Linked DNA regions of Homo sapiens: regions 2, 3, 4 and 5 are each linked to region 1. The links are chromatin loops, found by intact Hi-C in ENCODE. Cell type or tissue: endothelial cell of umbilical vein. All regions are shown on one strand.

Region 1 (5,000 bases):
GTGCCTTCCGGACCTACCTGATCCCAGTTTCAGATGTACTGTTTCCACCTTATGATGGAATGCACTGACATCTGCGAGTTTATGACTTGGTAGATCATAATAGGCAGCTCACTCTAATTTCATGATCATTGGATGTCTCATAATCAGTCTCTTCCAGGTCCCAATAGTGTGTGAGAAGCTGGGTTTTTTGTTTGTTTGTTTTTGAGACAGGGTCTCCCTCTGTTGCCTGAGCAGGAGTGCAGTGGCCTGATCTTGGCTCAATGCAACCTCTGCCTCCCGAGGCTCAAGCAGTTCTCATGCCTCAGCCTCCCAAGTAGCTGAGACTATAGGCCCATGCCACCACACCTGGCTAATTTTTTGAATTTTTAGTATAGATGGGATTTACTATGTTGGCTAGGCTGGTCTTGAACTCCTGAGCTCAAGTGATCCACTCACCTTGGCCTCCCAAACTGTTGGGATTACAGGTGTGAGCCACCACGCCAGAGCTGGTTTTTGTTGTTGTTGTTGCTTTTTTGTTGTTGTTTGTTTGTTTGTTTCAGATGGAGCCTCGCTGTGTCATACAGGCTGGAGTGCAGTGGCACAATCTTGGCTCACTGCAAGATCCGTCTCCCAGGTTCAAGTGATTCTCCCACCTCAGCCTCCAGAGTAGGTAGGGTTACAGGTGTACACCACTACGCCCAACTAATTTTTGTATCTTTAGTGGAGATGGGGTTTTGCCACACTGGCGAGTCTGGTCTCAAACTCCTGACCTCAAGTGATCTGCCTGCCTTGGCCTCTCAAAGTGCTGGGATTACAGGCATGAGCCACCGCGCCTGGCCCAGAAGCTGTGTTTCGAATGGTATATAGTTTTGTTGCCAGTGGCTTGGCCTTGCCCCAGAACCCTTCTCATCTGCCCTGAGATTCTCATATTTGAGCTTTTACACTGCATCTTTATCTACCACAGATACATCTAGTACCTTAGAATCTCCTTGGTCATATGGCCCAAGTGGTAATGTTCCTTGCAGTGCAAACTGGATCTACTATAGAGCCTTTTTCTGCCCTGGGTTTCACTTAAACTGGTAACTTTAAGGCTGGAGGCGGTGGCTTACTCCTGTAATCCCAGCACTTTGGGAGGCTGAGGCAACCAGATCACCTGAGGTTAGGAGTTTGAGATGAACTGGCCAACATGGTAAAACCCCGTCTCTACTAAAAATACAAAAATTAGGTAGGTGTGGTGGTGGGCACCTGTAATCCCAGCTACTCGGGAGGCTGAGGCAGGAGAATTGCTTGAACCCAGGAGGTGGAGGTTGCAGTGAGTCGAGATTACATCATTGCACTCCAGCCTAGGCAACAAGAGCGAGACTTTGTCTCAAAATAAAAATAAAAATAAATAAATAAACTGGTAACCTTCATCATCATCTAATAAATGAATCAAAGCAGTGTTCTCCAAGTGTGATACATAACTCCAATATGCATAGTGGCCTACCATGCTCTGTGCTTTTTTCTTAGTGGTAGGAGTTGGAAGGTACAATAGCTTGTTCTTTACCATAGAGGACATGTGCCGGCATGCCTCAGAGCACTGGACCCCTGTAAACTTCACCAATGCATGTGGCAGACTCCTTTAAGGGCTTATCTTCTACCTTCTGAAGTGCATGTGTCTTATCAGCAACCCAGGGTACTTCTTATGTTCACTTATCATATCAACATAACTGCTGAATGTGAAATTCTGTGGAATGGCCACATGATCTGGGTCCCTTTGGACTGCATTGTGATGGAGAATAGGAGCGTTAACATAGTCCTGACACAAAGTCATGAATATATTCAATTGCATTAATTTATATTTATATAGTTGCCAGTCCAATAGCTACACACCACATATCAAAATCTATGTTAATCTGTTCTAGTAAAAATAATACTTCCAGTCCAAGAGCTTTAAATGGGGATACTATTTGTTGAGTTTCTGGTAGTCCATGTCATCTGGCACAATTCATTTGATTTTTGCAGAAACCAAGTTATTGAATTAAATAGGGATATGTGAGAATCATTGTTTCTGCATCTTTTAATCCTTGAGGATGGTACTAATGTTTACTAGTCCACCTAGGATACAATATTGTTTTCATGATATTGCTATTTATTTACTTCAGTGGTTTGTTTTGTTTTGTTTTGAGACAGGGTCTCACCCTGTCACCCAGGCAGGAGTGCAGGGGCACAATCATGGCTCACTGCAGCTTTGACCTCCCTGGCTCAAGCGATCCTCCCACCTCAGCCTCCTGAGTAGCTGGGACTATAGGCATGCACCACCATACCCAGCTAATTTTTGTATTTCTTTGTAGAGATGAGGTTTTACCATGTTGCCCAGACTAGCCTCAAACTCCTGGGCTCAAGCAATCCTCCTGCCTTGGCCTCACAGAAGGCTGGGATTACAGGTGTGAACCATCTCGCCCAGCCTATCTTCAGTTTTTAAAGTTTTTATTTTGAAAGAATTACAGACACACAAGAAGTTGAAAAAATAGTACAGTGGCCCTGCATGCCCAGGTTTCCCCTGCTTTCTCCATACACTCAAATGCCAGAGCCATTCCACAAGTTAACACAACTTCTAACTACACTTCGTCCCCAGTAAACTACAGGTGAACATTTTAGCAATTGCATCATCACAGTAATTCCCACCACCGATGATGGGGTTCTCACTGCCATCTAGTGGACGAGTGATCCAATGTCCAAATCTAGATCTAGTCACTTTCCTAGGCCAACTTCTGTCACTACCTTTAGATTATGTTCCCCGGTGGGCAGAAACTGAGGCAGGAATTCTTCCTTCGGTGATTTTAAGAAGGAAGCTGGGAGTAAGAAAAGTAGAAGACACCAGGGAAAAAGTTAGGCAAAATGACTTCAGAAGTTTAGCCTCCTGGCCGGGCGCAGTGGCTCACGTCTGTAATTCCAGCACTTTGGAAGGCCGAAGCGGGTGGATCACTTGAGATTAGGAGTCCAAGACCAGCCTGGACAGCATGGTGAAACCCCGTCTGTACTACAAATAAAAAAATTAGCCGGGCACGGTAGTGTGTGCCTGTAATCTCAGCTATTTGGGAGGCTGAGGCAGGAGAATCGCTTGAACCCGGGAGGCAGGCGGAGGTTGCACTGAGCTAATATCATACCACTGCACTCCAACCTGGGCAACAGAGTGGTGAGACTCTGCCTCAAAAAAAAAAAAAAAACAATAATAATAATAATAAAGGAAATTTAGCCTCCACCTCATCCCCACGGCAAGCTCTCAGCTGTTAATTGTACCACAGAAGTTGTCCCACCCCGAGACCAGAAGGCTGCTATATCTCTTCATCAGTGAGTCTTTGGCCCTGGCTCCTCCAGGAGGAGGACATAACCTCTCAGCCATCATCTTCAGGACCCACTTCTAGGGGAGGAGGCTCCTCTCAGCCAACAACAATCCTCTGTGAAAGGACAATGGCCTGAGCCATTAGCAGCCAAGGCCTGTAGCAGCTGGAGGGTGAATGCACAGCCTGGTGAGGGGGTATGGGCAGGGCACCCAGCAGCATCTGCTCTACCTCCCCTAGGAGATGACATTCAATTTAAAAGCTGAACAATGTGGCTGGGCAAGGTGGCTCACCCCTGTAATCCCAGCACTTTGGGAGGCCGAGGTAGGCGGATCACCTGAGGCCAGGAGTTTGAGACCAGCCTGGCCAACATGGTGAAACCCCGTCTCTACTAAAAATACAAAAATTAGCCAGGCGTGGTGGTGCACACATGGAATCCCAGCTACTCCAGAGGCTGAGGCACAAGGATTGCTTGAATCCGGGAGACAGAGGTTGCAGTGAGCTGCGACTGCACCACTGCACTCCAGCCTGGGTGACAGAGTGAGACTCTACCTCAAAAAAAAAAAAGGAAAAAAGAAAAAACTGGGCTGACTTTCTTTTCCGGCTCAGCCCGCCTGCACCCAGGTGATTAAAAAGCTTTATTGCTCACACAAAGCCTGTTTGGCGGTATCTTCATGTGGATGTGCGTGACATTTGGTGCTGAAAACCTGGGACAGGAGGACTCCTTTGGGAGACCAGCCCCCTGTCCTCGCCCTCACTCCATGAGGAGATCCACCTACGACCTTGGGTCCTCAGACCAGCCAGCCCAAGGAACATCTCACCAATTTCAAATCGGGTAAGCGGTCTTTTCACTAAACTTCTGCCCTCCATTCCCCCTTCTTCTCTCAAGAACTTAAACTTAAATGTCTTATTTTCTTCTACAATACTGCTTGGCCCCAATACAAACTCGACAGTAGTTCCAAGTGGCCAGAGAATGGCACTTTCGATTTGTCTATCCTATACAAGATCCTTATACAAGATCTAGATAATTTTTGTCGAAAAATGGGCAAATGGTCTGAGGTGCCTGACGTCCAGGCATTCTTTTACACATCGGTCCCTTCCTAATCTCTGCTCCCAATGCGACTCTTCCCAAATCTTTCCTCTTTCTCTCCTGTCTGTTCCTTCAGTCTCCACTCCAAGCTCTGAGTCCTTTGAATCCTCCTTTCCTACGGACTCATCTGACCTCTCCCCTCCTCCCCAGGCTGCTCCGCGCCAGGTGTAGCCAGGTCCCAATTCTTCCTCAGCCTCCCCTCCCCCACCCTATAATCATTCTATCACCTCCCCTCCTCACACCTGGTCTGGTTTACAGCTTCGTTCTGGGACTAGCCCTCCCCCACCTGCCCAACAGTTTCCTCTTAGAAAGGTGGCTGGAGCTAAAGGCATAGTCACGGTTAATGCTCCTTTTTCTTTAACCGACCTCTCCCAAATCAGTTAGCATTTAGGCTCTTTTTTCTTTTTCATCAACTATAAAAACCCAGCCCAGTTCATGGCCCATTTGACAACAACCCTTAGATGCTCTACTGCCCAAGACCCAGAGAGGACAGAAGGCCGTTTTATTCTCAATATGCATTTTATTACCCGACCCCTCCCGACATTAGAAAAAAACTCCAAAAATTGGATTCTGGTCCTCAAACCCCACAACAGGACTTAATTAACCTC
Region 2 (5,000 bases), 820 kb before region 1:
CCATCATTCTACTCTTAGCTTCTATGAGTTGGACTGTTTTAGATTCCTCATACAAGTGGGACCAAATGGTTTTCGTCTTTCTATCCAGTTTATTTCTAAGTGATATATTTAGACAATGATGTTTCATATGGTTATTGGTATAATTGGATTAATATATACCATAATTGTTACTGTTTTCTATGTGTTGCCCTTATTTTTTGTTTCCTGTTTTTGTCTTCCACTCTTTTTCTGTCTTCTGTGATTTTAGATAAACATTTTATACAATTCCATTTCTCTCCTGTCTTTGCAAATAAATTATGCTTTCACTTTTTATTTTTTAGTGGTTGTCCTAGAGTTAACGATTTGCAATTACAACTAACCCATGTACACTTTCAAATAACACTATACCACTTCACAAGTAATGCAAATTCCCAATGTTTTCCTCCCATCCCTTACAACATTGCTATTATTCTTTTCCCTATCCCCAAACTGAGTACAATATTGCTGTTATTCTTTAGAACAAACTGTTATCTGTTAAATCAACTAAGAAAAATAAAATATTTTATTTTGCTTTCCTTTATTTCTTCTCTAATGCTCTTCCTTTCTTTATGTAAATCAGAGTTACTGACCTATATGATTTTCCTTCTTTTTGAAAGACTTTCAGAATATCTCATGTTCAACTGGTCTACTGGATACAAATTCCCTACTTTTTAATTTGTTGAGAAATTATTTCTACTTCACTTTTGAAAGATAATTTTGCTGGGTGCAGAATTCTAGGTTGGTTTTTCTTGTTTCAACACTTTAAATATTATGCACCACTGTCTTCTCACTCGTGGTTTCTTTTCTTTTCTTTCTTTCCTTCCTTCTTTCTTTCTTTCTTTCTTTCTCTTTCTTTCTTCTTTCCTTCCTTCCTTCCTTGCTTCCCTTCCCTTCCCTTTCCTTCCTTCCTTCCTTCCTCTTTCTCTTCTTTCTTTCCTTTCTTTCTCCTTCCTTCCTTCCTTCCTTCCTTCCTTCCTTCTTTCTTTCTTTCTTTCTTTCTTTCTTTCTTTCTTTCTTTCTTTCTTTCTTTCTTTCTTTCTTTCTTTTCTTTCTTTCTGAAACAGGGTCTCCCTCTGTCACCCAGGCTGGAGTACAGTGGCATGATCTCAGCTCACTGCTACCTCTGCTTCCTGAGTTCAGGTGATTCTTGTGCTTCCTAGCCACCTGAGTAGCTGGGATTACAGGTGTGTGCCACCACATCTGGCTAATTTTGGTATTTTCTGTAGAGATGGGGTTTCGCCATGTTGGCCAGGCTGGTCCCGAACTCCTAAACTCAAGTGATCCTCCCACCTCAGCCTCCCAAAATGCTGGGATTACAGATGTGAGCCACCATGCTGGGCCCTACATGGTTTCTACATAAAAGCCTGATGTAATTATCATCTTTGCTCCTCTATAAGTAAGGTGGGTTTCTTTTCCCCTCTGGTTTCTTTTAAGCCATTATTTTTGTCTTTGCTTTTCTGTGGTTTAAATGTGATTTGCCTATGTATAGATTTTGGGGGGATATTTATCCTGCTTTGTGTTCTCTGAGCTTCCTGAATCTGTGATCTGGTGTCTCATTAATTTGGAGAAAATTCTCTGTCATTATTGCTTCAAATGTTGCTTCTGTTTCTTTCTCTTTCTTCTCCTTCTGGTATTCCCATTATATGTATTTATACCTTTGGCAATTGTCCCACAATTTTGGGGTATACTATTCTGTTTTTATTCATTCTTTTTTCTCTTTGCTTTTCAGTTTGAGATGTTTTTACTGATATATTTTTATTTTTTATTTTTTTATTTTATTATTATTATACTTTAAGTTTTAAGGTACATGTGCACAATGTGCAGGTTAGTGCTGATATATTTTTAATTTCACTGATTCTTTTCTCAGCCATGTCCAGTCTACTGATAAGTAATCGAAGGCATTCCTCCCTTCTATTGCAGGATTTTTAATTTGTATAATAGCATTTACTTTTGAGTCTTTCGTAGAGTTTTCATATTTGTATTTACACTACCCATCAGTAGTTGCATGTTGTCCACTTTTTCCATTAGAACCCTTAGCATATCACTCAGAATTCTTTCAGATTCCAAGTCTGATAATTCTAAAATTTCTGCCATATATGAGTCTAGTTGTGAGGCCTGCTCTGTCTCTTCACACTGTGGTTTTCACCTTTTTTCATGCCTTGTAATTTTTTGATGAAAGCTAAATATGAAGTACTGGGTAAAAAAAACAGATAAACATGTCCTTAGTGTGAGGTTTTATGGTTTATATATTTTATGTCTTTAGTGTGAGGTTTTATGTCTTTAGTTTTATGTCTTTAGTGTGAGGTTTTATGTCTTTAGTGTGAGGTTTTATATGACTGGGAGTTCGACTGTGTTTCCTCTTTGCAGTAGCTCTGTCAGAGGCTAAAGTTTCCTCTGGTGTCCCTGTTTTCGTCTCCTCTGTTGTCTTTGGATTTCCCTGGACACTTCTTAAATCATTCCTGAGGTTTGCAGTTCTTTCCACTGTAATTCCTGTTGTTGTACAGGAACCCTATTAAGGAGAAGTAAGGCGTAGAGTGAAGGAAATTGTTCATAGTCCTAAAATTTGCTTCAGTATTTTAGTGAGCCTGTGCCCCTGGACCATGACACAGTCATAAATTTGTTGTATTTCCTCTAGCACAAAATGACAGGTTAGGCTGAATCATGTCAAGAGCCTCAGCTAGTGCTATCTAAATTCTCTGATTGCAATAATTTAATCTCTTAGTTTGGTAATATCTTTGTGTCATTTTTGTAAACATCCACTAGGGGGAGAGAAAATGTGTCTCTCATCAGTAACAGGATAACAGGTAGACAGGAAAGGACATTCCCACAGCAACATTTGGATATGCTCAGTTTTTCCCCACAATGAATGCTCTACTTAAAGTAAAACAGCAATCTGAACATTTTGAAGATGTTCTTAAAACATCTTTATTGGAGATTTATTACTTAAGTAAAGTTGTCTTATTGCTTCTGGGAATTTTACCAAAGGCCATTAGAGGGAGCTCAAAGCTTTTAAAATAATATATATATACATATATTTTTCTTTCTCTGCTTTCAGCACTTGATTGTCATTGCTAGCACTTTATTCTTAAGGCCCTGAATTTTCCTCATTTTTTTTAAAGATCAATTGAAATGCAGGAGATTTACCCTAATGTGTCTACCTGAGAATAAAAAGAGAATAAATTGCTTTTAACGAATTACTTAAATAATATAAACATGTCATTGAAGTATCGCAGTATTTAGAGAACAGTCCGTTTTCATTATAACCATGTGAAGAATAAGAAATTACTTTAGAGATTCTCATAAATTAAAATTTTTTAAAAGGAATGAATTGCTTTCTAAAAAGACACAAAGAATATACATGATCTAATACAACAAAATCTATAAGCAACATCTTACTGGCATTTAGTAAAGGTTAAATCCTTACTCTATATAGGCAATTTTCCCCATGTAATTATATTTTAGTTTAAATTAAATTTTAGGTATACAAATTTTGATCCACAGGGATTTTTTGGTAATTCTGTTCTAATTATTTTTTAATTTCCATTATCTTCTTTGATTTATGACTTATTTAAAACTGTGTTTTAAACTTTCCAATTGTATGAGGATTTTATCTTTATTTTTTGATTTCTAATTTTGTTACATTGAGATACAAGAATGGGTCTACATTATGTTTGGTTTTTTTTTAAGGCTCAAATTTTGGGTGCAGGTAGGTGTGTGTGTGTGTGTGTGTGCGCATGTGTAAGAGAAAGAGAAGATTTTAGCTGTGACTTTTTTGTTATCTTGATGTTTCAGCTAAAGTCTCAGCTTCTCAATGTGCATGTTTGCTGGGCATTCTAAGATAATGTGAGACTGGGTTTACAAAACTTAAATCATCCTTCGCTTCAAATGCTGTATGAAACCAGGCTAGAGAATTGGTTATGGGATGATAAAGATGAAGAAAAGAAGTACAGTATTTCTTTAAAGAGAAAATTGGAGAATCATGATGTTTCTCGTCTCCATCTAGATGTGGCGCTAATGCTACTCTCATTTTAATCCCAGCCAGGGACATATATTGACAGAAACAATCAAAGAGCAAGACAGATGCTCCCTAGAATTTGAGGACACAGTAATTGGTATGGGGTTCATGAGTAAATATATTCTAAAAGTTAGAGCCAAAGTGATCTGCTTAGAAATGGACTGCACTTTCATAGTCTGTTAGGGCAAAAGTGAATGTACATTTCTCTCAAGATTTTATGGCTACTTGGGAGGGACATACTACCTAAAAGTATTACTTAGAAGAATAGGTAGCCACAACAGTAGGGTGAGCTGCTAGAATCTAGTAGCTAAGCTTAGGGTTTGTAAGCTGTATGCATGAGCAATACTGCGGGATCTTTCACAGTTTTTTACAAAACTGCCTTTAAAAGAAAGAGCACTGCGTGTGGAATACAAAGCAAAGCTTCATACCAGATTGTGACCCTGTGAGCCTTGAAAAATTGTTTTCTCCTTAATGCCCCTTTTATATCCTTCCTTCTCTTCCCATTGACCAAAAGCACATCCAGCAAGTGAGAAGGGGGTGTACGAAGAAAGAGGAAAGAAGCCAACCACGTCCTGCTTTCTCGTTGTAAGTTTTTGAACCCATGTGAGCTGAGCTGGGGAAGGAGAATCATCTAAAATTGGATGAGAATGTAGGGTTTATATTTGACTATGCTGTATTTTATCACATGAAAATGATTAGAAGAGCTATAAAACTTGTCAATATTTCATTCAGGAGCAAAGTCTTTAGAAGTTGAAAGATTAGTTAGTTTCTCCTTGCACTTTGCAACAAGCTTGATAGTTCAATATACCATGTATAAGGATACAAACAAATATAGCCACATTCTTATCCATATCTATTCCTATATCTATGCTATGTACACACACACACACACACACACACACACACACACATTAGCCCAAGATGGTTAATTCGATTTTTTAAATGTGTATACTTTTCCCAATGTTTG
Region 3 (5,000 bases), 770 kb before region 1:
ATTTCCAACTATGATAACACCAGCTAGAAAAAGAAGAGAGACTTGAGAAAGGATGACAATGTGCTGGATAAACGTTTGATCTCTACTTACAAAAACCTCCTTCTGTGCTAATGCCTGCATATTTTCAGTTCATAAAACATTAATTTGGAAACAGAGCAGGAAGAAAAAGCAAACATTCCTCATTGTCAGATGTTGTCGGCCTATCCATGCCCAGAGAAAGGCTGCTGTAAGCCTCAAAAAGAGACAGAAGCTGGGCACAGTGATGCGTGCCCGGAGTTCCAGCTACTCAGGAGACTGAGGCGGGAGAACTGATCTAGCCTAGCAGTTAGAGACCAGCCTGGCCAACATAGCAAGACCCTGTCCCTAAAAAAATATAAAGAAAGAGACAGGATTTTCTGAACCCAAAGAGATTCAACAGTAGGATTTGAGAGCTTCTTATATATTTCCGATTAAATACTTAGACTGGCAATTAATTTGGGGTAACAATTTATCTAATTTTTATTTTGCTTTATTTATTATTCAATACTGAGCTTATGCAGAGTTAAATGCTAAATGTCCCAACTGCTTAACCAAATTTTATGTCTATCCTTAGCATTTCTAAGAGTAATTTTCCTTCCAAGCAAGCATAACACCATTATAAATCTAGTCTAAGAACAGGATCTACCTTTTGCTAATTTCAATGGGTCTTTTACCTCAGAAGATATTGTTCTGTGCAAAGTTATTTTCCATGACAGAAAGATTTGTCCTGATAATACCTGATAGCATTACCCTAATACCTTACTCATTAAATTCAAAATTGGGCATTACATAGTTCTTCCTTATGGTCCGTCAAGTGATAACGCTAAAGGCATGGGTTGAGATTCAAGAAATCTGGCATCTAAAAAAATTGACCTAGATATTCTGAACTTTCACTTAAGCTTTCAGGCTGCAGTTTTATCATCTATAAATGAGAAAAGAGGCCTCCATGTCACTGCTTCCAGCTCAAGTAAATGTTCCTATGATTTTATGATTCTAAATGCTGAAGGACCTTTTTACAAAACAATCTGCCCTGAAACACAGACCACCAAGGATAATGTAGTGAGATTACAGAGTATTTGTAATTATGACGTGATAATGAAAGATCACATTCTATTGTTATGACAGTCAAATGTAAATCATAAGCATGTAAAAGTCATTTTACCAAAGAAATTAAATGTTGTAAATATTTACATGGTCTGCAGTTTAAGATTACTCCATCTACAACAGTGTATCAATTTTCTAAAGCCTTTTATAGCCCAACTGCTTATTGCCTACCAGGGAGTACCACATGCAGTAAGAGCTGTGGCTCTCTGGAGGGCATGCTTCAGAACCATCAGAAGCACTTTCTCAAAGTCCCCAACCCTGGAATCGGAATTTCCCAAATAGGACCATGTACCTGACAACTATTCCCAGGTCGTTATGACATACACCCCAATTGAAAACCAGGGGCACAAGTTTTACAAAAAGTTAAACATATGTCTACTATATACCCCAATTATTCTACTCCTAGGTATTTACCCAAGAGAAATGAAAGCACATGTCCATGCAAAAACTGGATTCACTCTTGTTCATAGCAGCTTTATCTGTAATAGCCCCAAACTGGAAACAATCCACCTGTCCATCAGCACATGAACAGGTAAACAAATTATAGTATATCCATACAATGGAATAGTATTCAGCAATGAAAAGAACTGAATTGTTGATATGTGCTACAACATGGTTCCATTTCAAAATAATTATGCTGAGTAAACAAAGCCAGACCCAAAAGAGTACAGTATGATTTCATTTATATAAAATTCTAGAAAATGAAAACTAATCTATACTGACAGAAAAGAGATGAGTGATTACCTGGGGCTTAAGGGGTGGTAGAAGTAGGGAGGGGCATGAGGAAACACATGGTGATGGATATTTCATTTATTATGGTGATGGTTTCATAGGTATATAGATAGTCGAGATTTTATTAAATTGTACACATTAAATAGGTGTGTTTTTTGTGTATCAATTACACCTCAATAAAGCTGAAAAAAAATCATAGACCCAGTAGAAAGTTCATGAGTTTTGGAATAACAAAAATCTGGCACAAAAGCTGTGACATATTCTAGTATTAGCTATGTGACTTTGGGAAAATTACTCAGCCTCTCTAAGCTTTTGTTTCTTTATCTGCAGGACAGCAACAATAAGGCATTCATCTGGCAATTAAATAAGTAACCAATTATGCCATTTAGAGTTGTGGTGAAGATTCTGCTGGATAACATAAGTGAAAATACTTCACATTGCCTGGTACATGGTGTTCACACAATACTGCAGTGCTACAAACATTAGCTAGTATATTTACCTTGATCACATCTCGCTCCCTTCCATCCGGGGCTGCAGTAACAGGTCCCAGTGATGTGGTCGCAGGTGGAGTTGTTCAGACAATCACATATCTGGCGACAGCCATAGCCATATGTTCCTGAAGGGCACTCTAGAGAAGGAAAGTCAAATGTAGCTTTCCAACCTTGGGAATTTGGAGCAAGGCTGTCTCTGACTGCAAGCCCTGCACATCTAGAGCTGAGTCCTTTCAGGGGATTCCTATTGAGGCTGACTTGTACCCCCAAGAGTGTCCCAGAACTGGACAGCATTCCTGGAATCATGGTGGCACTCACAGTCCAGACTGCACAGGGCTAGAGACAGGGCTGCTCAACATTAGAGCTCCTGACACTTTCAGCTGCTACATACTTACCTCTATGATGTGTATATGGAGAGTCTGTGGAATTCCCATGGAACAGATGAAGATAATCACTAAGGGCAATTTGATACAAGTCCACCAGGCAAAACTGTAGGCTGGAAGGGGCCTAGACTGAAGAGCACTAAAGATGCTTTCTTGAGAACATATATATTTTACTGTAGGCTCAGGGATCTTCATAAACGCACATTCTCAATTGAATTAGCCAGGAATAGGGGAAGATGCAAACAACAAGTTTTGCTGATTTTCTAGGTAAGAACTTCATTTGCTATGGAGTGATTCAAACTCTGGATTTTGTTGAAGTCTTGAAGACGAAAGTAATAGGATTCTTACTATGCGGTCTTAATAAGAGTTAGGCATGAATTTCAAAGGATAGTGTAAGCATGTTAAATCTAAAAATCTTCGTGACAAAATATTGATATTTTTCATAAAGTGAGCAGCAGGGGGCAATGTGCTATTATTATTAGAACTCTCTGTCAAACACAGGGTTTCTGTTTACAAATAAGCATTGGGAGAAGTCTCCAAAAATAGGGACACTTTAATTTGCTGTTGAGAGTAATCATGGAAGCACTTAAGAGGTTTTCTTATTTAATAAGACCTTAACCAGTCATCTGGCATTCAAGTAAAATTTTGAGCCTATTCTGGTTTCCATGCATATTTAGACATTTATACACAAACACACAATATTTATATGCACAATAGAGTTATGTATGCAACTGTGTCACTCAGTCAGGATCTGTTTTCATGACTCAATGAAACAGTGATGCAAAACTAAAATTGGGCTGTCTCTGTTGTGAGCTGATTCCTGGACGTCACTTTTGTTATATTTGCTAGAAAGAGGATATGCAAAAATACCCTAGGGTTTAGCACATAAAATTGAGGCAACCAGGTTCAGAGTGGCTCTGTGAGGTGCCAGTGGAGTGGGGTGGGGAGGGGTGCTTTATTGTCAGAGTCCTGCTATCCTGATCAATCTTTCCAGGCCACACCACTCCTATGGCCATAATCTTGGCAGATCCTTCCCAAGAGTACAACCTCTGGTGAACAGGAATTGTTCTTCACCTTTTCCCGCCCAAAAGGTTTTATCATAAGAAAGTGGGTCTGATACAGCCCTAAGCCCTTATTTATTTATCGTGAATACTGAAAGAAAGTCATAGAGGAAAGGAATAATAAACTAATTTGCAATATTCAATTTTATTAAGACTAATGTTTTTATAACTCTGTGAGGGGATGCATAGCTAGTGGGGTGGAAATAAAAAAATAAGGATGAGTAATTCCAACGGCATATTCTCCCCCAGTGGGACTTAAACAAAATTTTAAGGCAGTATGTTGTCTGGAAGGTTGTTAAGACTAAGATGAGAAGTTGTTAATGGAAGCAGTATAAAAGTACGATCTAGAGAAGGTTGTTGAAAGGGTGGCAATGTTTGCATGGATGTGTTCCCTCACCAGCAACAGGGATTGGCCCTGGGCCACCAGCCCTCCTCCCCACCGAATGTACTGTCCTCCAATGTGAGACCCGGGTTCTGCCTCTGCCATGAAGAAAGCTCGACTGGATCTTTTAAGGCTCTGAGCAGCCACATTCCAAAAATAAGAAGGAGAGGAAGGGAGAGCCCAAAAGAACAGAATGGAAAACTTGAATTCTGTCTTCATTCTTGTAGTCACACCTCCTCCGCCCAGAGCAGTGAGTAACCAGCGATGATCCCAGGGAGGCCTGACCTCTGGGAGGGGAAGTCAGTCATGCTGAGAAGTAACCAGCCATCAGCTCAAACAACCTCGGAGTGGTGAATTCTGCCTTAATATTTCCTGGCATCTAGGAAATGTGATTCTAGAGGAAAAAAATACCACCCAGTGATGCCACACTCTCATACTTACTCTGCTCACAGTGCCGTCCCATGAATCCAGTGCGGCAAGTACACTGCCCAGAAATGTGGTCGCAGTCAGCTCCGTTTTGACATTGGCATATCAGTGCACAATCTTTTCCATAAAACCCTAGAGGACATCCTGTGGGAGGAGGGAGGACAGTAGGAGTCAAGAGGCTGCTGAAGAGAAACACTTGGAGGCTCGTGCCTCCAACATATTTGTGTTTAAACTTGAATGACACTGAGCCATCAGAGAATACAGTGAATAGTACATATCTGAGCTTGCCACAAGAGCTTCTTTGAAGTCCCAAGACAGGGCTCTTGCAAGGAGGTTGTAATTCATAAGCAGGAGGCAGAAGAGTTCCATTCCTGTCAGTGTAACCATCACTGGTACCCCTGGA
Region 4 (5,000 bases), 640 kb before region 1:
TTTGAGAGCTTGCCTTTTAGGTAAAATTCAAACTGGCATTTAAGACTCAAGATATCTGAGTCCAGCCTCATCACTCAACAAACTCATGTATATGTCGCTTGAACAATTCTCAGGTACTTGATTTTCCCCAAACATTAGAGGTTTTCACTCCTCTGTCTTCGCCCATGCTGTTCCTTCTTGGAATGCCCTTAACTATCTGCTCAACTTAATTCTCACTCATTCTTTAAGGATCAACTGTCACTTTCTTTTAGAAGAGCTCCCTGGCTAACCTTGTCATTCTTCTTCTTTGCTCCTGTAACACCCTGAAACATCCCAAGAGTAGCTGATGTGTTCTTCGTCAGAGTAGTAACACACACCACACCGCTCATCTCTCCACTAGCTACCAGACTCCTTAATGTCAGAATGGTACACTGTTCATCTCTACATGTTCTTGGTATTCTTGAATGAATGTATGGCCCACAGGAAAAATAAAGCTCAGAATATGCAAATCACTTGTTCTGGAACCCTGAAATCATTATTCTTAATATTTAAAAGGCAGAAATGGAAGGTCAAGATTATCATTTAATTGCTAATATACAACTGCAGTGGAAAATCCTAGAGTTGAAACAAAATGATTGCAATACCAGTGATTACAAATATGAAAAAACACTGAAAGTTTTGTTTGGGGGATATTTGTTTTAATTAGAGATAAAAAATATGTAGTCTCTGAAAAGAACGTATGGGCACTTTCAATGGCTTAATTAATAGTTAATCATTCTGTAAATTCATTTAAAGCTTAAGGCTTTCTACTCATTAGCCTTCCTGTATTGTCAATAATTGGACCTGCTCAAACATGGCTGCATTGGTGATGATTCTTGCAGGCATGGTATTCATATCAGCTGAGGGCAAGGTGAGGTGACTATGAGCAAACATTTGACAGCAGCAAGGGAGCATCCAGGAGGGGCTGGGAGTCAAGCAGCAGAAGCCAGCAGGAAGTAATAAAGCAAGATAAGGAGGCAGAGCAAAGGTGCAATGGCACCAAACTTATATGGCAGACTTTTGTTGCACTAAAGCGTCTTCTGAAGTGTTGCATCTCCATTGATAAAAAGCACAATTCCTGGGGCCTGCCTGTGGGCCTGGTACAGGGACCCATTTCAGCAAACTTCACCAGAAAGAACAATGTGTGGGAATATACCCTAGGATGAACCTTCAGTAATTAGCAGATTGCTACGGTCTACAGCAACTGAAAGACTGCTCTGCTTCAACATGTTCTTAGAGTGTTAGATTAGCACACTTTAGAAAATAAAAAGATTTTTATTACAAAGTGATTCAAAATATATGCTTGAAATATAGACAGAAAGAAAAAGGGTTATTTTGTTTTGGTTTGTTTTTTTAAGACAGGGTCTCACTCTGTCACCCAGGCTGGAGTGCAGTGACACAATCACAGCTCACTGCTGCCTCAACCTCCCAAACTGAATGGATCCTCTCACCTCAGCCTCCTGAGTAGCTGGGACTACACATGCATTCCAACACACCTGGCTAATTTTTGTATTTTTGTAGAGACGGGTCTCATCATATTGCCCATGCTGGTCTTGAACTCCTGGGCTCAAGCAATTCACCTCTATCAGCCTCCAAAAGTTCTGGGATTACAGCCATGGGCCACCACGCCCGGCAAGATTCATATATTTTTAAGTTTTAATTTTGAGAAGGAATTAAGATCTGTGATGGTCTTTGATGAAGGTCACATTGTGATTATAAATTTTAAAATATATTAATGGACCCCAAATGTACATAAGTGTTTGTATATTACCTAAATAAGGCAAGAATTTCCTTTATGCACAGGTGGGCATAAATGCACACCAAGTATAATGTTAAAAATAAATACATAAATAAACTGGAACATTAATATCAAGATAATTACAGTTTTTATGGGGAAAAAACCTTTAATTTTAAGCAGGTTCTGATAACTCTTTAAGGGCAATTTGAACTAAGGAAGCTAAAGGTTTTTGAACTAACACTGAGTTCTGAACTCAGCAGGGCCACAAGCTTTGCAATCTCTGACATTTTCCTTAATCTCTTCTGTTCTTGTCCTCATCAAATGTCATTTCCCTGTTGCCTTTATTATAAATTCTCTCCCTCAGCTCCTTTTTTTTAAGATTCAAAGTCTTTAATAGCAGTATCTTCATTTTACTGCAAATATTGGAAACAACAGCAGCCAAAAGCACTTAAAATTAAGTGCACCCCATCACAATGAATACATTCATTTCCTTCTTATAAATACAGTTTCCATAAACTATATTACTGTCATTTGTTCAAGATTTTAAACTTCCTAATCATTTAACTTAAACAGGAAAATAAAATCTAATGAATGTAAACCATACATGAAGAATATCTCAATTGAAGAATCTATGAAGGGTAGAAATAGTTCCTGCCTGGAATATATTTTTCATATCCCGCTAATTTGAAAGAGCCTATGATTCATTCCTAAAATTCCCTTAGTCCAACATGTAAGCCTCCCTAATTGTTTGAAATTCAAACCATTACATAAGCTTTCTGTCAACTTACTTCTCTCTTTGCAATAATTTATTTTCTCATCCAAGATCTACTTAACAGTGTGTTCAGGACATAAGTAAAAATTCTCTAGTCTTTTCACTAGAAACTGCATAGAAATCTCTAACGGAACCAACTCTCCACATCCTTCATCTGATATTTCTCCATTGCCTTGGGCTGCTGGTCATCTTTTGACATAACCAATCCCACCTCTTCAACTAGACTGTTGGGTCCTTGAAAGCAGAGCCCATGGTTTTGTCTTGTCTCCTATTCTACTCCTCCCTGACTTCTACTTCTCTCCCCATCTGCAAGAATATATAGATGATCAATATACGGTTGCTAAGTAAGAACAATACCAGGATCTATAAAGTCATGAAACATTAAAGTATATTGAGCACTTGAGGAGAGTCAAGAGATCATATCCTGTGAGTCCCAGACAACCGATCCAGAGGGGTGAGGTGGGAGAGAAATAACAGAGTGGGATCCATAACTGGGGAGAACAGATGCCTCAGCAGGCAGCCTGGGTAACTGAGAAACAATCCCTGAAGTGACCTATTCCGCCAGGAGGTGGCGCTTCAGCTCAGGGCCGCCCTTGGTTGGCCAACTTTCCACTTCATCTTCAAGGCATCTCCCCGAACCTACAGAAATATCTCCCCACCAGCAATGGAACCGAAAGTAAAACATGAGGTGTATCATCCCAGAAAGTCTTGCCCTTCTTAGGAAAAACTATAAGGAAGTTATTCTGAATCTTATTTAAAGAAAAGCTTTACTTTTTCAGCAATTGAATAATCCTGAGGGAGGTGTCTGCCTGACCACAAGTCTTCCCCAATGTATCTGGGAGTTCTCACTTTTAGATACAAGGTGTATATAGGGGTGGTTTCTTAAAACAAATTTTAATGTGGCAAAATCTGAGTCTGTACATTGCTGATTTTACATTTAGCAAGAAACATGTTTAACATCAATGGAGGAAAAGGTTGTCTAAATGGATAAAGGTAGTAAAAAGTGAATTGTAAATATTGTTTCAGACGAGAAAACAAATATGAAGTGCCATAAAGGTTAGTACTGTTTTTATATGTGTCCGTGCATATAAGTGTGTACAAATGTTAAATACACACAAATTACATTTTAGGCTAATCGGATGAGTAGGTTAAGTTTATGCTTTATTAACACAAGAATTGAAATTATAATTAAATCTTGATTCTTCTCCATAAATCATATGCTTTATGGGTCAGGTTAAGAGAATCTAGTCAACTACAAATTCTCTTGGAGGTACCCTGAAAACTCAGAAGTATGCATTTGGAGAAAGATAATAAAGCAATAATCTTACAAAGTGGATCTATGGCTACATGGAATTAGAAACAAACAAAAAAATTATCTCTGGGATATAGATGTGGCTTCCAAATCTACACGATCCCATAGAGCCGTGTCAGAAAGACAGCCATCCTTTCCCAAGAGCCCCAGGGTCACAGAGAACCAGCCTTCACAATCCAGGAAGAGCTAAAGAGAAAGTTTTCAGCTGTGTGTTCTTGCTGTTGAGAACGTATACTTTTTCTACCTGTCCCAAGTCATTAAATTCTTAGATTAATTTCCTTTAATGATGAGCCAGATTCATGTTCATCATTTAAAAAGAAAGAAAAACAACCTTAATGAAGACATTTGCCTTAGAAACTGCCACAATCAAAGACAGACCTTTTCAGATGTAATTAAATTTTTTTCAAGATAATTTATCTTATTAAAATATGGTAATTTACCATGGTTTCAGGTTATCTGAAACCTTTCTAAGATTGAAAGCTATAGTTAATTTCTTGCTATAAGCAGTAAAATTGAACCTAAGAGAGTCAGAGAACATTTTACATTTACAAAAGCACACAAAAGCTAAAACTGTTTATTTATATCCAAGGTACTTATAGGAAACTGGTTGTACCCCAGGATTCTGCATATGGTTTGGTATTGGAGTGCAAAGCACAACCCAGAAAGAACATAACTGTCCTGGCTAAAAGGATCCAACCTTCCCTCTGAGGCATCCTTGCTGATAAGAACTTCAGAAGAAAGTCCTTACAGAGATGTAAGTTTTTACCACATCAGTATGCCCAATTCAAAACTCTGTGCGATTGGGGGTTTAATGAAGCACTTTGTTATTCTCTGAAACAAAAATGAAAAAATAGAGACAGTTCTTCAGGCTTAATCACCACATCTGTTATTAGGCCCTTTACTGTGATTGACTGGAGTGTATGTCGGACACGGTGCCAAAAAGCTCCCCATAAAAGCAGCTTCCTGCTCACTGCCTGAATGGCATTGGTCTCTGTTATGACCAGGATTTATATGGCAAACAAGCAAAGCCTGGTGCCCACAAGCCACTGTGCCAGCCGAAGGCACTTTTTCCTGGTGCCAGTTAAGATAGAAGTGGGACCTGGGCTGCTTGCTCTGACTTCCATCCCTCTTTGCCTTCTCTCCCTCCTTCAAAACTGACC
Region 5 (5,000 bases), 130 kb before region 1:
ACTGCATGTCCCCCTTGTTCTATAAAGAGGCACACTAACACAGGATATTTTTGAAGAAATGAAAATTCATTTTTTAAATATAATGCATATTATAAGCCAAAACATACAGGAACTGTAAGTCAGGATATCATGCTGAGCGCAGTGGCTTACGTCTGTAATCACATCACTTTGAGAGGCTGATGTGGGAGGATCACTTGAGACCAGGAATTCAAGACCAACCTAGGCAACATAGCAAGACCCCAAATCTACAAAAAAAAAAAAAAAAAAAAGAGCCTGGCACAGTGGCACACATTTGTAGTCCCAGCTACTTGGGAGGCTTAGGCGGGGACATCGCTTGAGCCCAGGAGGTTGAGGCTGCAGTGAGCCATGACTGCACAACTGTACTGCAGCTGGGCAGTAGACCAAGACCCAGTCTCAAAAAAAAAAAGAAAATCAAATTACACTAAATGAGAAGAAAAGGTTATTTTAAAAAGTAATGTTATAACCCAATGCATGATACTGAAACTCCCCTGATATTAGTAAGAACTAATTGACCCCAAGCTTGCAAGTACCTCCCATTTTGTTACATAGAGGTAACAATAAATAACGGCCTCCCTAATATTTTGCATAAAAATTATTTCAGTTTATAAAACCAACTACCAAAAAACTGAGGTTCAGGGCCGGGCACGGTGGCTCATGCCTGTAATCCCAGCACTTTGGAAGGCCAAGGCTGGCGGATCACTTGAGGTCAGGAGTTCGAGACCAGCCTTGCCAACATGGTAAAACCTCGTCTTTACCAAAAAATACAAAAACTTAAGCTGGGCATGGTGGCGCAATGCCTGTAGTCCCACCTACTCGAGAGGCTCAGGCAGGAGAATCACTTGAACTCAGGAGGTGGAGGTTGCAGTGAGCCGAGACCGCACCACTGCACTCCAGCCTGGGTGACAGAGAGAGACCTTGTATCAAAAAAACAAACAAACAGGCCGGGCGTGGTGGCTCATGCCTGTAATCCCAGCACTCTGGGAGGCTGAGGTGGGCGGATCACCTGATGTTGGGAGTTCAAGACCTGCCTGACCAACATGGAGAAACCCCGTCTCTACTAAAAATACAAAAAAATTATCCAGGCATGGAGGCGCATGCCTGTAATCCCAGCTACTCAGGGGGCTGAGGAAGGAGAATCACTTGAACCCAGGAGGCAGAGGTTGCAGTGAGCCGAGATTGTGCCATTGCACTCCAGCCTGGGCAACAAGAGTGAAACTCCGTCTCAAAAACAACAAAAACAAAAAACAAGCTGAGGTTCAAACTGAAGTTTCTTTTTCTCTAAATATCACTTTTTTTTTTTTTTGAGATGGCATCTCACCATCACCTAGGCTGGAGCGCAGTGGGGCGATCTCGGCTCATTGCAACCTCTGCCTCCTGGTTTCAAGTGGTTCTCATGCCTCAGCCTCCCAAGTAGCTGGGATTACAGGCATGCGGTACTAGGCCGAGATAATTTTTTGTATTTGTAGTAGAGATAGGGTTTGCCTATTTTGGCCAGGCTGGTCTCGAACACCTGGCCTCAAGTGATCTGCCAGCCTCAGCTTCCCAAGATGCTGGGATTACAGGCATGAGCTGCTGCACCCGGCCTCTAAATAACCACTTTTTTTTAAATGGAGTTCTACATTATAAAATTATAGTTCATTTGGATATATTTTGCCCAATAATTATATTTTAAAGGTCAGTATTTCTCTCATCCAAATAATTATTAACAGTAGTTACACAGAGAAGCCTTAATAATACCAAAATTATTGCCGGGCATGGTGGGCCATGCCTGTAATCCCAGCATTTTGGGAGGCCGAGGCAAGTGGATCACCTGAGGTCAGGAGTTTGAGGCAAGCCTGGCCAAAATGAAGCCCTGTCTCTATAAAAAATACAAAAATTAGCAGGGCATGGTGGGGTGTGCCTGTAATCCCAGCTACCTGGGAGGCTGAGGCAGGAGAATTGCCTGAACCCGGGAGGTAGAGGTTGCAGTGAGCCGAGATCATACCACTGCACTCCAGCCTGGGTGACAGAGTGAGACTCCGTCTCAAAAAATAATAATAACATCAAAATTATTAATACCTGTTCTTAAAACTGCTATTGTATTTTTCTTGGAGAAACAGGATCTTAAAAATAAACTAAAAAAGTAAAAGAGTACTTTTACTTACTGATGTTTGAGGACTGGCTAAAGGAGGAATCTTTAATTAATAAAAATTTCAAAATAATATTGTAATATTAAAATAAAGTGAAGAAATAAACTGGCCAAATGTTGATCACATATGAAAAGATTTAATAGTATTCACTTTTTACTCATCATAAAAGCTCAGCAGTCATGCCACATGCTTAAATCTCATGCTTTAAAACACCACACGATGGCAGGCTTTAACTGAAGACTAGTCCAGAAGAGGAAAAAATTAACTGTTAAAAAAAATCCCATACTGTAATAATTTACAACCAAAATGCCTAGTTCACACAAGTGCTGGGTCTCCACAGGAATGAACTGACACTTGTGAAGGAGTCTCTATTTTGCCCCACTATAAAACTACCAGAAGGGCTAGGATACATGTCATAAGACATATGACTGAAAATAAAACCATATTTTAAATGCAGTATTACACAATACTTACAAAAGCTACTGACTCAAAATTAATTACTTAACAATTACAAACAGTAATTTTTAAAGCTCAGGTCATAATGTGGTACTTCTCAATGTGATCCTGCCTCATGGCAGGAGAATGACCTGTGCCTTCCAGGGACCAAAATGGTCCAGCAAGAATGATACTGCATAAAACAGCATGTCAACTTTACAAGTTATTGTATGGAACAACCTGTAAAATCGGCATATTTTATGCAGTATTGTTCTTGTTTATTTGACTTCACAGATTTAATAAGTAATACATGCAAATAGCTCAAAACTCAAGATGTCATACTACCAAGTGAAAGATACTGTGTTCAACATCTTGTGGAGTGTAGAAAACACAAGAAGCCAAAAATTAACCCAAGGCAGTACATCCAGATGACTAGAATATGGTGATTTCTTCCATAAAAATAAAAACCAAAGAAGATAAGGAGGACAGGGGATGAAGAGAGTATTTACTTGTGGTACCCTGAGGGCCACCCAATGATACCAGTGGAAATTTTATAGGAGCTTTAATTTCAATCATGACTAATGCTTCTACTGTTCATTTTATGTCAAGTTCTTAGTCACATAAAACACTGTTCTATGAAAATATAAATTGTTCTGTTATAAATTACTTCTTGGCCAAGTGCGGTGGCTCACGTCTATAATCCCAGCACTTTGGAAGGGAGACTAGCCTGGGCAACACGGTGAGACCCCATCTCTACTAAAAATAAAAAAAATTAGCCAGGCGTGGTGGCACATGCCTGTAGTCCCAGCTACTAGAGGGGCTGAGGCGGGAGAATCACTTGATCCCAGGAGGTCGAGGCTGCAGTGAGCCCTGATCGTGCCACTGCACTCCAGCCTTGGTGAGAGAGTGAGACCCTACCACCAAAAAAAAAAAAAAAAAATTATATATATATATATATATATATATATATAGTCTGGCTGCAATGGCTCACACTTGTAATCCCAGCACTTTGGGAGGCCGAGGCAAGCGGATCACCTGAGGTTGGGAGGTCAAGACCAGCCTGACCAACATGGAGAAACCCAGTCTCTACTAAAAATACAAAATTAGCCAGGCGTGATGGCACATGCTTGTAATCCCAGCTACTCAGGAGGCTGAGGCGGGAGAATCGCTTGAACCCGGGAGGCAGAGGTTGCGGTGAGCCAAGATTGTGCCATTGCACTCCAGCCTGGGCAACAAGAGTGAAACTCCGTCTCAAAAAAAAAAAAAAAAAAAAAAAAAGAAGATACAGTGTAGGGTCCAGTGTCCCATCAAGCCCCATCCCAACAGTCCTAGTTTTCTGCAAAACAGTTTGAAAACTTCTGACCACCAAGAAATATGCAAGCTCCTTGGCATGGCAGTCCCCCTAGAAAGCCCTTCAGGTCTAAGTCCTAAAGACCTTCTGAGCCTCGGACTTCACTCTCCCCCACTCCATGCCATCTATTCCCATTCCTAACTCCATCTAATTCCTAACCAACTGCCATTGGAAACTAAGACCAAGGATGGAACAAATGTCATCCTTCCTCTGTAATGCTTCCCTGCTTTACCTCTCCTAGCAGAAAAAAATCATGTACCTTTCTGGGCTCCACAGCACTTGGTGCATCATTCTCATATGGTGCATGGTATATACATCTTTTTAAAATTTAAGATTCCATGTCTGTCTCCTACACTGGAATGTGGGTAAAATGAGATTACCTTCAGATCCTCAGTGCCTGGCAATGTCTGGTATAGGGTGGGGATACTCAATAAAATTTCTGTTAAAAAATGAAAGAAGCAAGCCACAGGAAAGCAGTGCTTACAATTTTACTTTAATATAACAACTCATGAAAAGATAAGTACTCAGCCTCTGTTACAGAGGACCCAGGTTATTCTGAGACCCAAATAGTCAATCTAGATCTGCCCTGCAGTGCCTGTACAAGCCACCACAGCCTTCACAAGCAGGTGGGCAGCAGGCATTGTACCAGGCACTGAAGAGAACTCAAGAGTCAGCTACCGCCCTTGGTGCAAAGTAATTTATAGTCTCTTCTCATAAGAGGTTATGAACACACTTTTGCTTTTTCTAACCCACACAAATGTACAGTGGCATTTATATGCACTCTTATGCACAGGTACACAGGAGAGTTTCGAGACGGTGCGGAAAGGCTCAGTCCAGGTCCCTAGTTTTGAGACATATTTACCTAATCCAGCAGACATTACTGAGTATCTACTATGTACTACCAGGAAGAGAAAGATAAATAAATAAGACAGGGTCCCAACTAAGTGCGTTTTTAGTATTCCCTTCCTTCTTCTGGACCCTCAGTACCTTTACTGCTCAGGGTCAGGCACTAGGCCATGTCACCACACTTAGGTGTGTAGCTGTCTAGGTAGCATAAAGACTTA

Evidence for each region. Hi-C counts contacts between places; a loop is a spot of excess contacts. Peaks named below come from ENCODE experiments on the same cell type or tissue, not always from the same donor. Only the 100,000 strongest peaks of a DNase experiment are listed, where the experiment ranks them.
Region 2: a loop joins it to region 1, with 5 times the contacts of the local background. A loop is called at or near these places in 10 of 110 quality-filtered maps.
Region 3: it touches region 1 in a loop (10-fold over the local background); 3 of 110 quality-filtered maps call a loop at or near these places.
Region 4: a loop joins it to region 1, with 13 times the contacts of the local background. A loop is called at or near these places in 20 of 110 quality-filtered maps.
Region 5: a loop joins it to region 1, with 12 times the contacts of the local background. A loop is called at or near these places in 35 of 110 quality-filtered maps.

Annotation. Positions count from the first base shown.
Region 1 is chr5:126,673,955-126,678,954 of GRCh38, reverse strand. LOC105379162 (a long non-coding RNA gene) reads left to right here and starts at 3,979. Exons shown (of 3, transcript XR_001742530.1): 1 at 3,979-4,137. RefSeq lists an enhancer at 3,242-3,836. In endothelial cell of umbilical vein, a CTCF peak has its summit at 2,674 (motif pointing left); a DNase peak (open chromatin) is centred at 2,654.
Region 2 is chr5:127,490,935-127,495,934 of GRCh38, reverse strand. No RefSeq gene overlaps it. Among named protein-coding and RNA genes, the nearest start is that of PRRC1, 24 kb to the left of the region's middle. In endothelial cell of umbilical vein, a CTCF peak has its summit at 2,805 (motif pointing right); a DNase peak (open chromatin) is centred at 2,864.
Region 3 is chr5:127,440,480-127,445,479 of GRCh38, reverse strand. MEGF10 (multiple EGF like domains 10) reads right to left here. Exons shown (of 25, transcript NM_001256545.2): 18 at 4,613-4,741; 19 at 2,354-2,482; 20 at 1-23. Among named protein-coding and RNA genes, the nearest start is that of PRRC1, 75 kb to the left of the region's middle. In endothelial cell of umbilical vein, no CTCF peak of the experiment used is centred here; no DNase peak of the experiment used is centred here; H3K27me3 peaks cover 229 bases.
Region 4 is chr5:127,312,147-127,317,146 of GRCh38, reverse strand. All of the region lies in intron 1 of MEGF10 (multiple EGF like domains 10), which reads right to left. Among named protein-coding and RNA genes, the nearest start is that of MEGF10, 24 kb to the right of the region's middle. In endothelial cell of umbilical vein, a CTCF peak has its summit at 3,080 (motif pointing right); a DNase peak (open chromatin) is centred at 3,136; H3K27me3 peaks cover 1,239 bases.
Region 5 is chr5:126,799,508-126,804,507 of GRCh38, reverse strand. All of the region lies in intron 1 of LMNB1 (lamin B1), which reads right to left. Among named protein-coding and RNA genes, the nearest start is that of LMNB1, 25 kb to the right of the region's middle. In endothelial cell of umbilical vein, no CTCF peak of the experiment used is centred here; a DNase peak (open chromatin) is centred at 2,387.